3 separate regions of the Homo sapiens genome follow, and all the other regions are linked to region 1. The links are chromatin contacts, found by Hi-C or POLR2A ChIA-PET in ENCODE. All regions are on one chromosome and are shown on one strand. Each heading gives the region's core, a stretch centred on a gene start or an enhancer-like site at or near the end of the contact. The rest is flanking DNA. Distances are from core to core; before and after follow the strand shown. Region 1 holds the start of POLQ (DNA polymerase theta). Region 2 overlaps PARP9 (poly(ADP-ribose) polymerase family member 9). Region 3 holds the start of NDUFB4 (NADH:ubiquinone oxidoreductase subunit B4).

Region 1 (2,804 bases), core at 78-2,577:
CCTCAATAGAGTATTCTTTACATTCATATCTTAAAAATAGTAATTAGTTTACATAAATTTGGATACCTGAATAAACTAAATTCTTTCCTTCCAGGACTTGTCCAAGCAAAAGGCACTCTGCCTGCCATTCAAACATCTTTTTTACACCAAAACTGTGGTATTTTTCCAGAACTGCTTTAGGAAGTCCCCAGTTTGCCAATAGTAGCTTGTCTCTTTCGTAGTCAGGAACTGTAGGCTTGCATTCTCCTTTTAGGAAAAAGAAAAAATTAAAATTTAATTTACTTCTAATATATGAGTTTTACAGTTAGCCCTTCACCGTGTGTTGGAATTCCTATGTGTTGAAATGAAGCTCTTTAAAGCACATCCTGACTTCAAGAATCTTATGAGAAATTGACCATGTATAGAAAAGTAATAAATTGTTATTTACTGCATATAATAAAAATTCCTTAAAAGCCTCAAACGAACAAAAAAGCGTGCAATACACAGTAGATAAAGAGTGTTGGAATTACGGGTGTAGTTGGGGGAGGAGGGCAATATGCAAGCATTACAAAGCTAAGTTAGGTGAGTTTCTATTTATAGTAAGTTTTAGTTCCATGACGACTGCACAACTAACGATTTTAAAAAACTGGGTCGACATCCACGGGACACCCAACCAATCTCATTACGAATCCCTTCCAGCCTTCCCCTGGACGCCGAACAGCCTGTGCCGTACTCCAGGCCCAACAATCCTGTCTTAAGGGTCTGTAAGGAGTACTGGGTACTACCAGGAACGAGCCGCCCAACAGATGATGGGATGAAGCTAACTAGGAAGTTGTTTCTCTAAAGGTCGAAAGATCCAGAAGCCACGTGAACATTAATACCAGGCGATCACTGAAAACACGCGTATGTCTGAACAGAAAGTGACCTGCCACACCAGGCCCCAGTCACAGAGAAGGGGAGTAGAAGCCCAATGGGGTATGCAACGAAGCAAGTCCCGTGGGGTGAGGACACCTCCCGACCCATGGCCCGGCGGAGCTGCCCCCGTTGCCCGCGGCCTCCCGGGTTCCTGGAGCACCTGCAGCTGCGGCCTTCAGGCAGCGACCAAGGCCGGGCGGCGGGCTCAGCACGGACCCGGAGAGGAACTGGGGGCTGGCACTGCTGTCACCGCCGCTTCCCGAGAACGAATCTGAGCCTGATTCTGAACGCCGCCGTTTCCCACTCCGACGCAGAAGATTCATGGCAAACTCTTCTCGGCCGATCAGGGCAAGCCACAGTCCCAGCGTCCTCCCTCTCGGGAGAACCCTGGCCTGGCAACAGCTGCGGACATCTTCCCGCCAGTCTTCAAACTCAAACCTCCCGGCCCGCCCCGGAACCATAGAGTTCTCCGTGGCTTAAGTAACCCGAAAGCCATAGACTCGTGGGGAAGGAGCGGCTCTCGCTGGCGTCTAAGACTTCCGGCCTCCAACCTCCTGGTTGGTTAATATGAGAGATAGATTAAAGAGGAAGAATACAGAATCTACAGTTATAACCATACTGACCTAAAAGCCTTCCTTCTCCTTTTGTCCATTTCTGGTTTGAATAGGAAGGCCATGCTAACTTCATAAAATGGGCTGCCCATAATAGGTAGATCAGGGAAGTAGCTCTTCTTAACGTATTGGTATTCTGTAAAAAATTATTTCAGATTGAGAAGCATTATGCAAGATAGCCTAGGGTTTCTAATAGAGCATAATTTCCTCCTTTCTCCTAGTATATGATGGTAGGGCAGGGCTATTTCTGAACACAATTTCCATTTTAGCCAGCATGCATTGTGAGGAATATGTAATGAGGAATTGGGGATTGCTGGCTGACAGACCCCTGAGACACTATATGAACGCCGCGAGGAAGGGGCTCTGAATATACCCCAGGGATCGTTATGAGCCAAGAGCTTAGTAATGCATCTGTGTTGTCCCTTTTGTAAAGGTAGAAGCGAACGAGTTCTGAACGTAAAACGGTGACCATTCATTACCTAGTTGCATAATTCATTTCACCAAGCAAAACTAGTAGGCCCTAAGCCTGACCTGAAGAGGCTGTGCAGTTCTAGAGCACTAAAAATCTCAAAAGGTCCAGTCCAATTAAAAAAAAAAAAAACACTCGAATACAATCTGGAAAATAGCATTCGAACCATCAATTCCTTCCGTGAAAACATTTTTTTGATTTAAATGACAATATTCTAAAGTTCCACGAGATGGCGACATTACTCCGTGAATGAAACATTTTTCTCTTGGCCTTTTACGCAATCAACAACTATTTACTGAGTATCTACTGTAAGCTAGCCACTGGGTAAATGGCAGTGAAATGGCATAAAATGGTTCCTGCTCTCAAAGAGAAAGAGTCTAGAGAATAAGGCAGACATTAAACAAGTCAGTTAATGAAGTGTGCCATATGCTTGGGCAGAAATGAAGAGTACTATTAAAGAAATAAAAGAGATCTCGCCGGCCGTGGTGGCTCACGCCTGTAATCCCAGCACTTTGGGAGGCCGAGATGAGTGCATCACCTGAGGTCAGGAGCTCTAGACCAGCCTGGCCAACATGGTGAAACCCCGTCTCTACAAAAATACAAAAAATTAGCCGGGTATGATGGCGGGTGCCTGTAATCCCAGCTACTCTGGAGGCTGAGGCGGGAGAATTGCTTGAACCTGGGAGGCGGTGGTTGTAGTGAGCCGAGATCGCACCACTGCACTCCAACCTGTGCGACAAAGAAAGACTCCGTCTCAAAAAAAGAAAAAAAAAAAAAAGAGAGAGAGACCCCTAGATTGCAGCCAAGAAAGAACTTTCTCAGATGCAGTG
Region 2 (2,804 bases), core at 182-2,681, 990 kb after region 1:
CTGAGTTTTGTAGGACTACAGATTTTAGTACTTATTAAAGTTATAGATGTCATAACAAAGGAATGGAGGTATGCAGGAGCACAGAGGAGGAAGATACTTACTAGGCCTGTAGGCCTGCAGGAAAGATGCCAACCAGGAGATGCCATTTGTACTATGTCTTAAAGAATAGGGGTTTGTAGCACTGAAAAGGGCAAGGAGGGAAGTCATTCCACAGACAACGGGATAGAGGCATGAAAGTAAACAGCATGTTTAGGGAACTCTAAAAAGTTAATGGCTGCAGTCTTGAGGAACATAGTGGGTGATGACTGCTGAAATAATGTGGGAGCTAGGGCCTTATATTCTCTGCTAAGGAGTTTGGGCTTTTATCCCGTAGGCAACTGGGAATACAGATATTAAGCAAGAATGTAATTTTTAGCGTGATAATTCTGGTGGTAAAGGATAGATTAGGTAGGGGTGTGTTTTGTGGCAAGGAGAGGACCTAGTAATAGTCTAGGTCTGAAGGAAGATTAACTAAGGCAGTAGGAATAGAGAGGTGAAACTGGGCTGAGATCTTCATGAGAGTGAATCACTAGGACTGGGTGAATGCCTGGGTATAAGGGTGAGGGAAAAGGAGGAATGGAGGATGATAATGTTTCAGCCTTAGGAAACCTGGTAGGTAGATGGTGATGATACTAACCAGGTTAGGGAGAATCAGCAAACAAAGGGCATATTTCTTAGGGAAAATCATGACCAAGAAAAGGGATCAATTTGAGTTACCTATGGGACATCTGGGTAAAGATGTCAAAAAGAGAGTGAGACATATGAACCTGCAGGTCAGGAGAGAGGTAGGGAGTTAAGAGTTAGAAATTCCTAAGTCGTCATCATTGAGGTAGGAGTTGAGGCCATGGGAACAGGTGCCATCACCAAGGGGGACATCGTAGAGGAAAAAAGAGAGAAGATAAAGAATGGGCAACAGGTGAACTCGTGAGATTATAAATTGTAAGGGCAAGAACTCTATGGTTTTTTATTTACACTCTATTTCTAGTACCCCTAGCACAGGGCCTGATTCATAGAATGTGCTTAATAAATACCTGTGGAACAAATGAATCAACCCAGTAAGAAACTGCATGTGTAGATGCCTTCTTGCTGCACTCAACCAAGTCCTACAAGCAAGAGATTTATTCAGAACTGGTTGGAATGCAAACATAAATAGAAAAAAGAAAATAAAGGTTTGTTAACAGAAGTTCTGTCTCCTTTGCCTGTGGGTGGCCATCTAAATTGACTGAGAGTCCTATAATTTGGAATATTGCACGGCTGAAAAAGCTAAGAGCTTTTGTACTCCAAATAACAACAGCTTCAGTGGTAGCAAGATTGGTGTCTCCTGGGCTTGTCTGGCACCTTCTGTTAAGAGTTCTCTCTAGCCTACAGAGATGAGTCAATTGGTGCAGGTCACATTATGAGTCATGTCTGAATTGCCTCAAGGCAGTGGCTGTTAAGCTAAGGGATAGGGAGAAGGGCAGAGCACACAGACAGCAGGTAAGAGACCAAAATCTTGAGTTGAAAGACTATATGGAGACAAGATCTGTGGTTAGGTTATAAAGACATAAACTTAACCAGAAGAAATTAGGCCTCGTGCCCACTGAATTTTTAAAGGAACTGTATTGCTGAAGAAACCACAAGCCTGGTTGCAACAGCCTGAGCACATTCTAGCCTGTGAGAAAATCCATGGCTCCCTGATAGGCAATGAACCTGGAAATAGCCAAGGGCCACAATATATAAGGAAGATTTTCCCAGAGTGCAAAATAAAGGTTTTACAACATGGAATAGGGAGTCCTCTCTATACCTGTTCGGCAGCATGTAGATAAGTGGTGTGAGCCAGTGGCTGTTGTGTGTTTTGCTTCTCCCCTTTCAACATGAGAGTTTTCATTGCAGTTTTCCCGCTCCTTTTTATATCACTATATAATGAGTATGTTGGGGGCAGTATCTTGCCTTTAAGCTTTAAGAGAGAACTGCCTGCTGGGCATGGTGGCTCATACCTGTAAGCCCAACACTTTGGGAGGCTGAGGTGGACGGATCACGAGTAGCTGGAGATCAGCCTGGCCAACATGATGAAACCTCGTCTCTACTAAAAAAAATACAAAAATTAACTGCACGTGGTGGCACATGCCTGTAATCCCAGCTACCTGGGAGGCTGAGGCAGGAGAACTGTTTGAATCTCGGAGGCGGAGGTTGCAGTGAGCCAAGATGGTGCCACTGCACTCCAGCCTGAGTGACAGAGCAAGACTCCGTCTCAGAAAAATAAATAAATAAATAAAGAGAGAACTGCCTGAACTTGAGCTGATGATGAGTCTGGCTAAGACCTTGGGACCATATTCCTTGGGAGGATAGTGGGTGTCTTAGATGTTTTAGTAAGAAAGATGTGTATAGATGTTGGGTAGGCAAGTAGCAGAGTCTGTCACAGGACTGAAAAGAGAATACTCACTAGATTTGGAAAGTAAGAGCACAGCGATGATCTTAATGAAAGTAATTTAAGTAGAAGTAGTGGGTGGGGATTGCAGAGAAGCCAGCTTTAGGAGCAAATGGAAATTATAGATTTTTTAAGACTTTGCTAATGAAGGGACTATACTGATCATCACTTTCCTGATTGCCCCAAAAGGCTTCTTGGTAGGGATTCATTTCTCTATTTTTATCCCCAGTAATTGTCTATGTTCAACATTTACCCCAAGTTTTGCCTATGTTCTCTCCAGAACAAAGAAAAGATGATTTCTAGAGCCTTTGCATCCTAGAAACCAAGTCTATTGGAATTGACTCCTCAGCAAGGATCA
Region 3 (2,804 bases), core at 128-2,627, 950 kb before region 1:
CTCAGCCTGAATCCTCATGAGTCCATTTTGCTCTATATTCATCTGGACATTAGACTACTTTGAAATATTACCATTTCTGCCTATTCTTTCTGTACTGCCTGATTGTCAGCTCCCGAAAGGCAAACACCCCATCTTCCATTTTGTCTGGATTTCCCCCACTGAGCCTAGAAGATTGACTTAACACTGACTAGTGTGCTGTGTGCTTCACGCGGTGGGTGCTTAATAAATATTTTAAAACAGTATTAAAATGTTGAATAAATTTGACAGCAGTGCTGCTTCTCATCATTTCAAATGCCAACACTTTCTAGGTCCCTTTTCTAGCAACCATTTCCCAACATACCTACGCGCCCCCAGACGTTTCAGCCAAGCTGGGGCTCTCTTTTGATCCATCCTTCTTTGCCCGAGTTATGGAAATATTGTTTACATTTTTTCCCCTGAGGAGAAGGGGAACCCAAAGACCCTGCTGTGAAACTTGAAGTTGTTTTTCTCCTTGGTAACTGGGGAGAAGGAAGGACAGTAGGGACAGAGAAGGTTTTGTTTCTGATTACTTCAGTTTTCGCCCCAGATCGTCTTTTACAATAAGATACATGCCCCTATGAGTATTTTCATACCTGTAAGGATGTTTTTAATTCTTTGCATCTGAAGAGTGCTAAGGATTTTAGGCAAGAGGTTTTAGTATTTTAACTAAGATGTTTTCTCATGAGCTTTATTCAGTATCTCATTTTCTTCCTGACCTTCTATAGTCAGTCAGGCAACATTTCTCTTATAACATCATTTTTCCTATTAATCATTATTTCGTACCTGTGAAAAATAAGCTTACACTTAATGTTGTATGAATCTAGCATGGTAAAGTACAGAAAAGCTTATTCTCTTCTTCTTGGGTAGGGAATTCTGTTTTGCAAAGCACTTTGTGATCTATTTGTTAGCTTATTTAATCCTCACAACAACTTTGCTAGGTGGACAGGAGTCATTATCTCCAGGATAAGGAAAAGGAAACTCAGAGACTTTAAGTGACTTATCCAAGGTGACACAGCACGGTTAGACCCACAATGAAAACCCGGACTTCTGACTCCACAGCCAGTCCCACACAGCTCAACTTTACATAATAAGCCCTGGTTATGTCAGTAGAGACAAGGCTGCTAGGAAGAAGCAGCGCGGTGACAGATGAGTAGGTGGGGAGCGGCGGTGGGGCAGGGCGCACTGCGAGAAGAGCACTTCGCGCATGCGCATATCACCGAGCGAACGCGCCGTGTTCGGGAAGGTAGGAGAAAGAGGCGGAGCTCCTTGTTAACGACATCCCCAACCTCTGCTAACGCGCAGGCGCACTTCCTGAAGCTGAAGGTCAGCATAGACAAAGGGCCTCAGAATCGCGCAGGCGCAATTGTGCCCTGGTTCGCCAAGATGTCGTTCCCAAAGTATAAGCCGTCGAGCCTGCGCACTCTGCCTGAGACCCTCGACCCAGCCGAATACAACATATCTCCGGAAACCCGGCGGGCGCAAGCCGAGCGGTTGGCCATAAGAGCCCAGCTGAAACGAGAGTACCTGCTTCAGTACAACGATCCCAACCGCCGAGGGCTCATCGTGAGTGTGGGGCCTCCCAGGCGGGAATAGGGCCCGAGTCCTGGGAGAGACCGAGAGAGACCACGCAAAGGGTCGGCCACCGCTCCCGATCAGTATCTCAGACGCAGGTCCTCTTCCAGGCCTAGCCAACTCACTACCCTTTTACCTTTGCCAGAGCTTGGCCCTCGAGAGGACCGGCTCTGGACTCAGACCTGGCTGGGTTTGAATCCTGGCTTGATCACTTCCTGCCTGCGTGACCTTAAGAACGTTATTCACTCTGCTTATCCTCGATTTTCTGTCTGCAAAATGGGCGTAATATAGTGCTTACTCTTTTATCAGGCTGTTAGGATTAAATGAGATAGAGTATGTGACTGTCCTAGCACAGTGCCTCGTTCGTAAGGCGTGTTCAGAAAATGTTTCTATATATATGCATATATATATTATATTATATATATATTCTATATATATGCATATATATTATATTCTATATATATGCATATATATTTTATATATATGCATATATATTATATTCTATATATATGCATATATATTTTATATATATATATAATTTTAAAGAGCTGGTGTTTACCTTTCAGTTCACAGCTCATAGGGATACTGCTCTCTCCTGATGGGAATACAGTGATTCCTTCAACCTGCATCTTTTAAAGACCCTGAAGCTTGCTGAAGTTCTAGGCTTTGGAGTCAGAACCCAAAGCACTACTCATTGGCTAACTCTGTTACCTTGGGCAACTTCAACTCCTCTGAATTATAGTTTCCTGGTTTCGTATATAAATGATGTGCATTATGAGGTTAAATAAGACAGTCTGTGTAACATTCGCAGCACATAATATATGCCCAGTAAACTGGTAATTAACAGGTGTGCTTTCATTAGGTAGTTTTCTATACAGGAACTAAGTAGGTTAAATATGATGTTAACAGAACAGGACTGGACTTTTCCCACACGTTGCATTGGTGTTTTGGAATTTTTGGAAGTTATGAGGATTGAATGAAAGTTACAATGTGCCAGGCACTGTGCTAAAACTCTTTTTGAGTACTATTTACATATCACAACTATTTGGATGATTAAGCTCTACTACTGTCCCCATTTTACAGATGAGAAGACAACATGGGAAGGACAAGTAGGTCATACAGAGATACCTCTTTAGTAGGTGATAGAGCAAAATTCTAACCCTGGTTTGTGTAACCCACAGCATCTGCTTTTAACTAGTTGGTTATACTGTCTC

The links. A loop is a pair of places that touch in the nucleus more often than their neighbours do. ChIA-PET counts read pairs that join two places held with the same protein, here RNA polymerase II (POLR2A). Pooled maps may share reads with other maps.
Region 2: a loop to region 1 is called in a map of GM12878, with 2.5 times the contacts of the local background. The contact joins the enhancer-like site here to the promoter of POLQ in region 1. A Hi-C loop is called at or near these places in 1 of 168 maps with a recorded cell type or tissue (GM12878), 4 of 37 single-sample maps with no recorded cell type and 9 of 50 pooled maps. POLR2A ChIA-PET finds 5 or more read pairs at or near these places in 2 of 52 experiments (GM12878 and activated CD4-positive, alpha-beta T cell).
Region 3: a loop to region 1 is called in a map of B cell, with 6 times the contacts of the local background. The contact joins the promoter of NDUFB4 here to the promoter of POLQ in region 1. A Hi-C loop is called at or near these places in 3 of 168 maps with a recorded cell type or tissue (B cell, CD4-positive, alpha-beta T cell and CD8-positive, alpha-beta T cell) and 8 of 50 pooled maps. POLR2A ChIA-PET finds 5 or more read pairs at or near these places in 1 of 52 experiments (MCF 10A).

Annotation. Positions count from the first base shown.
Region 1 is chr3:121,544,661-121,547,464 of GRCh38, forward strand. POLQ (DNA polymerase theta) reads right to left here and starts at 1,328. Exons shown (of 30, transcript NM_199420.4): 1 at 1,055-1,328; 2 at 67-246. The coding sequence starts at 1,217. RefSeq lists enhancers at 1,061-1,290, 1,182-1,476.
Region 2 is chr3:122,532,605-122,535,408 of GRCh38, forward strand. The region is part of intron 10 of PARP9 (poly(ADP-ribose) polymerase family member 9); the gene reads right to left. All of the region lies in intron 4 of LOC105374071 (a long non-coding RNA gene), which reads left to right. Among named protein-coding and RNA genes, the nearest start is that of KPNA1, 19 kb to the left of the region's middle. RefSeq lists a silencer at 1,278-1,572. Within about 2 kb of position 1,432, at least 2 of the 41 ENCODE cell types and tissues checked have a DNase peak (open chromatin) inside an H3K27ac peak, as active enhancers do.
Region 3 is chr3:120,594,959-120,597,762 of GRCh38, forward strand. NDUFB4 (NADH:ubiquinone oxidoreductase subunit B4) reads left to right here and starts at 1,378. Exons shown (of 3, transcript NM_004547.6): 1 at 1,378-1,581. The coding sequence starts at 1,402. RefSeq lists an enhancer at 1,449-1,788.